Regions from separate parts of the Homo sapiens genome. Here region 1 is linked to region 2. A link is an interaction called in ENCODE POLR2A ChIA-PET data of the cell type or tissue named here. Cell type or tissue: Panc1. All regions are shown on one strand.

The links. ChIA-PET counts read pairs that join two places held together with the same protein. Peaks named below come from ENCODE experiments on the same cell type or tissue, not always from the same donor. Only the 100,000 strongest peaks of a DNase experiment are listed, where the experiment ranks them.
Region 1: POLR2A ChIA-PET joins it to region 2 with 5 read pairs; 1 of 35 experiments calls an interaction of 5 or more read pairs at or near these places.

Annotation. Positions count from the first base shown.
Region 1 is chr2:163,636,906-163,640,905 of GRCh38, forward strand. The region is part of intron 2 of FIGN (fidgetin, microtubule severing factor); the gene reads right to left. Among named protein-coding and RNA genes, the nearest start is that of FIGN, 97 kb to the right of the region's middle. In Panc1, no CTCF peak of the experiment used is centred here; no DNase peak of the experiment used is centred here; H3K27ac peaks cover 960 bases.
Region 2 is chr2:163,167,704-163,171,703 of GRCh38, forward strand. No RefSeq gene overlaps it. Among named protein-coding and RNA genes, the nearest start is that of KCNH7, 330 kb to the left of the region's middle. In Panc1, CTCF peaks have their summits at 1,972 and 2,187; DNase peaks (open chromatin) are centred at 2,048 and 2,571; H3K4me3 peaks cover 571 bases.

The DNA.
Region 1 (4,000 bases), 470 kb after region 2:
CATCTCTATTGAAAATACAAAAAATTAGCCAGGAGTGGTGGCAGGCGCCTGTAGTCCCAGCTAATTGAGAGGCTGAGGCATGAGAATTGCTTGAACCTGGGAGGTAGAGGTTGCAGTGAGCCGAGATCACACCACTACACTCCAGCCTGGGCGACACAGTGAGACACCGTCTCAAACAAACAAACAAAAAACGGAACACAGAGCATCATTTATTCATTCTGTCAGTAAATGTGTATTGAGGGACTATTCACTATTTGCAAATAAAGCAGAGAAAAATTAAAGTGAAAGAAGAAATGCAACAGTAGCAATCTAATTACAAACTCAAAACTAGCAATTGTTAAAACATACTTGGGTTCTCTGGAACTTGAAAAGAGACCATGCATTCTAAATATTCATCTCCTAAAGAGTTTATGTTCTTCTGGGGGTTTAAAAAAATCTTCCCACAAATCTAATTACGACAGTTTTTTACTTTGCCTAATAAATTAAATCATGGCAGCATCTCCTATGCTAGCAAAGGAAATCAAACTGGAGAAAACATACTCAGTGCTGACTTCTGGCATCTAAGATTTAATGGCAACTCATGTCTTCTTAGTGCCTCTCACTTAGAAGAGATAATGCATGTGAAGATAGACAAAATTGTAGGTTCAGTCATATCAAAATGAGATTTATGCCAAAATAGATCTGGGAATGTCAACAATTGCAGAATAAATGACAAGTTTTTGGCTTCTCAAAAAAGAAGAGTGAATTCAGTAATTATTTAACTTTTTTTTTTTTTGCTATTAGAATGTGAAGCACAATCCTTTCTTGCACATGCACATAAGGCTTTAAAATTTTTATTTTTCCTTGAGCAAGCCTTGGAAATAGAGTAAAATGCTATGTAAGTAACTCTACAGACCAATATGTATCCTAGTGTTTTTGGTCTTCTGACATATTTTAGGCAGGATGTGACTTTTGCCATAAAAAAATAAAATTGAAGTGCCACTGACAGAATCTCAAGTAAACAAAGCATCAGCAGAAAGCACGGTGCCTCTGTGTGCTGGGATCTCCAATAGACAGTCATCTGCAAATGGACAACTTTAATTCGATTCCTGGCACCATTGGCTGTGCTGAGAATTCTCCTATCTCTTCACACCAGGGGTTTGCTCTTTTAAGCATTGCTCCCTGAAGGGAAGGAAAAACTAGAGAGAGAGGATTTCCAATGACCCTGCACAGATGAATGAATATGTCAATGGTGAATATTGGTTCAGCTTTGAAACGGAATCCTGCCGTGGTCTTGCTTCTCCAGCCCTTCTACGCTAGTGTGAGAGTCGCCAAAGACTTGTATGAGCAGGAATCTTTAAAAGATCAAGACAGAGAATGAGAAAGTAAAAACACAAGCAGAAAAAAGGCAAAATGCTTTTTAAAAATTAATGGTAATTTAAATGTTTGGGAAATGCAATTCTCCAGGGACAAGTAAGAGAGTATTAACTCTTAGGTTTTAGTGGGGCTTTACATTTAAAACTTGAAGCTCAGAAAGGTAAATTCCAAAACACTAATTGCTCACAGAGTCAATTAGTAATGTGGTGCCCATCTGACAAGTCTTAAAGAACAATTAAATACTGAATTGAGCACTAAGCACTTCAAATCCTCTTATTCTTTTCCTTGCCAGTATTAGAATGAAAGCATACACAGGCACAAGCAAAAGGAAGAAATATCAATTCCATTTGTTTGGAAGATGAACATTTCAGTTACTAATCTTGTAACTGGGTAGATGCAAAAATTCTGCCTGAGTAACTGCAGCACACACATTTATTTTCACATGCTTTATGGTTAGTTTTCATTCAGCTATCAATCAATCAATTACGCTGTGACATGATGTAATTTCCTAATCATACTAATATTCATGCTTTTATCACTACCCAACCTAGAGCACATACATTTCAATGAGACAGAAGTCTAATTATTTAAATATGTTAGAACATATTACATCTCCAAGGCTGTTTCCTTTATGAGTTTTTCTCCTCTAAAAAAAACATCTAATTTAATTGTAAAGAGAAAAGTATATTAAACAGCATTAAACCCCTCCAGTAAGCAAAACTGATATTTTACAGATCTCAGAAAGTATAGAATTTTTATGGATTCTCACTTAAAATTTATGTTGTTTGCTTGTTACTAAGAATAGCAAAATAGAATTTTCGGCACAAAAAATAATTTTACATAAGGTGGACAACAAAAATATATTTAAATTTTTTTCAATGCTCTTTACCTGATAAAAGTTATTATAGTGACTACTAGAAATTGTTCTTTACCTCTCAAGTGTGGTTTTGCATTTTTCCTATGACTGGCCTAATTCTCAGAATTTTTTTACAATTAAAATTTTTCATACTTAAAAAACACAGCACATTTATTTAATCCTTTCAATGTTACCATGACAGGTTCCAGAAAAATGTTTAAATTTTTCAAGTAAGATCACTTCTCTGATGCATAGGTTGCAATATATAATTATAAGCTTTATTGTGCAGATTAAAGGCAATCCATCTTCTGTATAATATAGGTTAAACATGGCAAACAAGTTCATGTTCCCTCAGATTTTTACAGGGGAAAAAAATTCAATCAGGTACCACAATTGTCAATTTCTACAGTGCTCTGAGGCCAATAATCCACTCAAACCACGGTGATAGTGCCTCAGATACATTCTTTACCACAATATATTTGGATATACATTTCCAAAAGAGCCGTGAAAATTCCTTTACTCTCTTCAGTGGGGAATGGACCCAGATACACTGAAACCAAATAGGAAATAGTTACATCATTAACAACAACAACAAAATCTAAAAGGCATTTTTTTAACACGAAATCAATTATTTTTCAAATAATATTAATAAAAGTTGTCTCTTCTAAATTCCCCAAGGAAGACTAAAATTCATTAGATATTCCTTTTGTACCTTTTCCAAGTATTTTATTGCTGTTGGTCTAACATTCTAATATTTTAAGTTTCTGTAAACATAAGTAGATATATACATGAATATTTTATGCATAAAGCAGCTTAGCTTAATATGTCCTTCTTAAAGAATTGTTATTGTTATTATCATCATCTGAGTGCTACCCTTAGTGCTACAGTTATTACCCTCATGAAAAACATTTCATATGAGGCTGGATACCTTCATATACTTGTACATGTGTACAGGAACTGCTTCCTGCAAGAAGTATCATATTACCTTTCCAATCACTTTTAAAATAAAACACTTTTACAGAAAATTTCCAACTGGTTTATAATTAGCACATCATTATAAAATAGTAATTTTTCTAATTATGAAAAAATTAACATGTTTAATCAAGTTAGATACAGAAAATACTGAACTGGAAAATTTCATAACATTAAACTTAAGAACATTTTCATGTTTATGTAACAAAAATAGAAGAATCAGAAGATACAGTTAATTTCTAATCATCTTCACAAAAACCCTCCTTGGTTATTTATATCATAATTTTCTTTGACCAGTACACACTCTCACTCTGCCACCGTATCTCCTTAATATATAGAGTCATGAGTGTGTGTCTACACACTTATTTCTACATTTAGGTTTCCATTTTTTTATTTATACATTTCAGCTCAGGAAACAATCATTTTTAACAATTGATTTTAAATATAATTTACTATTTTAAGAGTCTGTACTTAAAAAGCGATTTGATTCATTTGTCTAGAAGCAGAGTTCCTTATATGAAGAATATCACCCTTTGGTCTTAGAGTTCGTTAATAAATCAAGACCTATTGACTTGAAAAAAAATTCCAACTGTGTTGATCCTAATGCTGGGTCTTTGAACTATATTTAGCTACACAAAAAACAGAGTTACTAAATATACCTGGGCAGAATGGGAGAGTCCTCTTATACTAAAGACAAAAGGCCAAAAGAAAATCCCTCAACAGGTACTTGATCAAATATTTAGAATAACACTGGTACCTATGAATCCTGGCCCTTTGAACCTCAAGTCTCCTAAATAGTGATAAATACCAGAGAGC
Region 2 (4,000 bases):
ACATGTGATAAATGTATTGTTATAGCATTATACAAAATTCCTTATATTTTAGTCACATATTCTGAAATCTGCACGGATGAAATGCTGTGATGCTAAGAATTTGCTTTGAAATAACATGGGAGCAATAGAAAATAAAACTATTTGTTAGCTCTAAACTTAACTACACTCTTCTAATATTCAGATTCTAAATATGCCATTGACTATGAGCTCATAATACAAGTAGATAAGAAAGATGAACCTTTAATAATGATGATAGGAACCAATTAAACTAGACCTGTGTATGTACATATGTGTGTGCTGTATACACACACACACACACACACACACACCGAGAGACAGACCAAGTCTGAGTTCAATATACTTTAATTCAGTTTTAAACTTAATAAGTTAAACTTTTAAGGTTGTATTCTCTTCATTTATGAAAAGATTATAAATCTTTCAGTGGATTATAAAGATTAAATGAAATTCCGCACCTGAAGTTTTAACATCATTCTTGGCATATGGTATGTACCCAATAAAACTGGTCTTTACTTTACTACTAAGAGGATTGTAAGCTTGGCTTCAAGACAAAACATCAGGAAAAAGCTTCTCTTTTGTTGAATATGAAGAAATCCTAGTAACCTGTAGCTTTCTTCTGAATGTGTATAATGAAGTTTGAATATAGATTTGCTATACTAAAAAGTCTCTTTCCAGAACAAGTATAGGAAATACTTATTTAATTATGTTTTAAAACCTTAGGCAGTCCCTTAATGAGGCTCAGCTTAAGCTACAAAGGCTTTTGGAGGAAACAGGGAGTTGAACTCAAAAATTTAGATCACTTCGTATGTTGAATGCCATGGAGTGAGGTTGGGGAGATGACCCCTGGGGAGACACACATTTTCTGTTGCTGTCCTCAATAACAAACCAAACAACAGTAGAGGTACTGTGGGTGTATAGATTTTAAAGAACCCAAATATACTCTTGCAGCTCATACAAATATGTTTAGAGATAAATCCATATTAGATATAAGTAGCCCTTTTACTCATATGCTTGGGATTTCACTGATTCTCGTAATACCACCCAAAGGTAGAATTTTAACTCACTCAGGGATCAAACTAGTGTTAGGAATATGATGTACAGTATTTTAGAATAATAATATTTTAGAGGTGACAATTTAGAGATCATCTAGTCCACGCACTGCAATTAAAAGTTAGAAAACCATTGCACAGAGAGGTTAAGTGCTTTGTAAAAGGTTGCACATCAAGTTAACCACTAATCATGGAATCATTAAAAAAGAAAAAGTCATCACTAATTTAAATTTATAGTTGGAAAATTTAGAACTGGATTTGGCTTTTGAAATTACCTTGTCATCCCTTCTCATTCTGTGGATAAAATAACTATGGTCGGTAGACCATAGTTTAGCAGCCCTGGGATTTGCAATCACACCTCTCACAACCAGTCCACAGCTCTTCTCTCCATGCTATGTGGCCTCAGCTTTTCAGGCATGTCTGTGACACAATGATGTTAGTTGGGAAATATAATTGATATGGCATAGCACAAGATGTAACTATAATTATAACCACAATTGTTTTATGATTGTTACTGATACAGAGAATTAAATAGTGTTTTACTCAGATATTTGAAAAAAAGAGCTATTTCTACCCTATCACTTGCTGCCAGGTGTAGTCTCCTTTGTGGCACTCACTTTATATTTCTGTTTTTTACTTTACTCTTCCTTAAAAAAAAGAAATTCCCATTATATTGTTACCATGGAAATTGTTCTCTTCTCCATCAATTTTCCCAGTCATTTGAAGCTATTTCTATTATGGAATATATTCCAGGCATCTTTAATTCTTAAGGGAGAGCTTACACACTTTAAGTGTTAATGCTGAATTTATATTTTCCTGTTTCCATTGAATGCACTTTCCTCACACTAAAAGCTTACCACACCCATAGAATCCCTATTTTAAATGAATGCCATTCATTACACACAGTCTCCTATAGGTGTCACTATACACCATATATTAAAAGAACTAACGCAATGCCTTTTACTCGACAAATAGATTTTTTGACAAAACTATATTGCATTAAGGCTGATCAGATTATGTCCGTGATTCTCTGTGGTTTCACATAATAAGGTCTAGGCTGACACTGTAAAAATTTGCAATGACATTAACAAAACAAATGACTTACACTGAGATTCTCACTCTCTAAGTAATATATGCACTGTCCTTTATCTTGATTTTGTACCAGGAGGCCAAATTAAGAAATAGGTAAAATATAGTAGTTTAAAAACTGTATTTAAATGGTGGCGGGTGCCTGTAGTCCCAGCTACTCGGGAGGCTGAGGCAGGAGAATGGCGTGAACCCGGGAGGCGGAGCTTGCAGTGAGCCGAGATTGCGCCACTGCACTCCAGCCTGGGAAACAGCAAGACTCCGTCTCAAAAAAAAAGAACTGTATTTAAAGTAGGAATATTTAGTATTTGACTTTCAAGTATTATGTGCCTATCTTACAAGTTTACATATTGGATTATTTCCCTTTAGAGTTTTAAATGAAAGCACTGATCACATGCTTTTGTGGCCAATGGTGGTTGTCTGATGGCTTTCACTCACACAGCAGATTCAAGAAAATGACTTCTGCATGAAATTGATGAAAAGTACTTTCAAGACCTCATTTAGAAACTTCATTCCAGGATTGAGAAACTGAGCCTTATGGATGATAAATGACCTGGCCAAAGCCACAAATGAAAATATAGGCAGATTTCTACATCATAAGTGGTTTTATATTTTTCTTAGAAATGAAGATCGAAGCCTAATTAAGAAGCTAGAGCAGCTAGGGAAAAAATGTTCAGAGCAAGCTTTGTACAACAATTATGTTGACAACCAAAGCCATAACAATATACATACTTATTGAGGACCTTATGCAACAGCTATATATGGATCATCTTGCATAATCCTCACAAGTATATTACATATTGTCTATTTAAAAAATGGAGTTGTTTGTTGGTAGTTATAAAGCAATATTGCTATAGTAGTGAGACACATGGGGACTAGTAAGATATAGATAATAATAACACTAGTAAAATATTTTTAACCACCTACTATAGGCCAGGCAAATATAATAAAAGTAACATTTATTAATCACTTACATGCCAAGCATGGTGCTAGACTCCTTACACAATCACACAAATATGTTATCCTTAAAACAGCTATGAAAAATAATTACTATTATTATTAATATTCATAAGAAGAAACAAGAATGTCAAGAGGACAAATAACTTGTATCAAGGTACCCATCCACTAGGAATTGGAGCTAACTTTGACTTCAAAATCTAGGCTCTTTAATGCATCACAGGTAGCACTAGGCCTAGGATAGGTGCCAGGAGAAGGGGTAAATATATACATACACACACAGACACATACACAGATACACATACGTTCATACAATTATGTCAATATAAGTCTATGTATATATCTTATCTATAAGCAATTTTATACTAAATATAATGAGTAAAATCAATAAATAATTCTAGAACTATGGAGTTGACTGTAGGAAAAGAAGTCAAACATTTAGTAACTAAGCATCTTAACCCGTAATTTTTTTTTTTTTTTTGGTCCTGGAAATGAAACACTCAAGAAAAACAAAATAAAGAAAAGAAAATAATTACTTATCCCTAAACAACAAGCTTAGGCTTTCCTTCTTCGGTGAAGGATAACAATAAAGATGGGAAGGGATACAGGAAAGAGGGAACAGCTACCTAAGGGTCCAGTGTTTATTCTCACTGAAGAAAAATGATGATTCTGGAATGTCCAGGTAAAAGTTACAGTTCATCAAAAGGATGAAAGTTAACAACAACAAAAAGTGGCAAAATTGCCCATTTAAAATCAGCCATCTCAGTAACCTGGATTAAGTTTAACTATACCAAAAATCACTAAATGACACAATGGTTCCTGCCACTTAAAGCTACTTTTTGAAAAATTGTTTACTTAGATGAAGAATAAGTTTATCTCCAGCGTGTCTT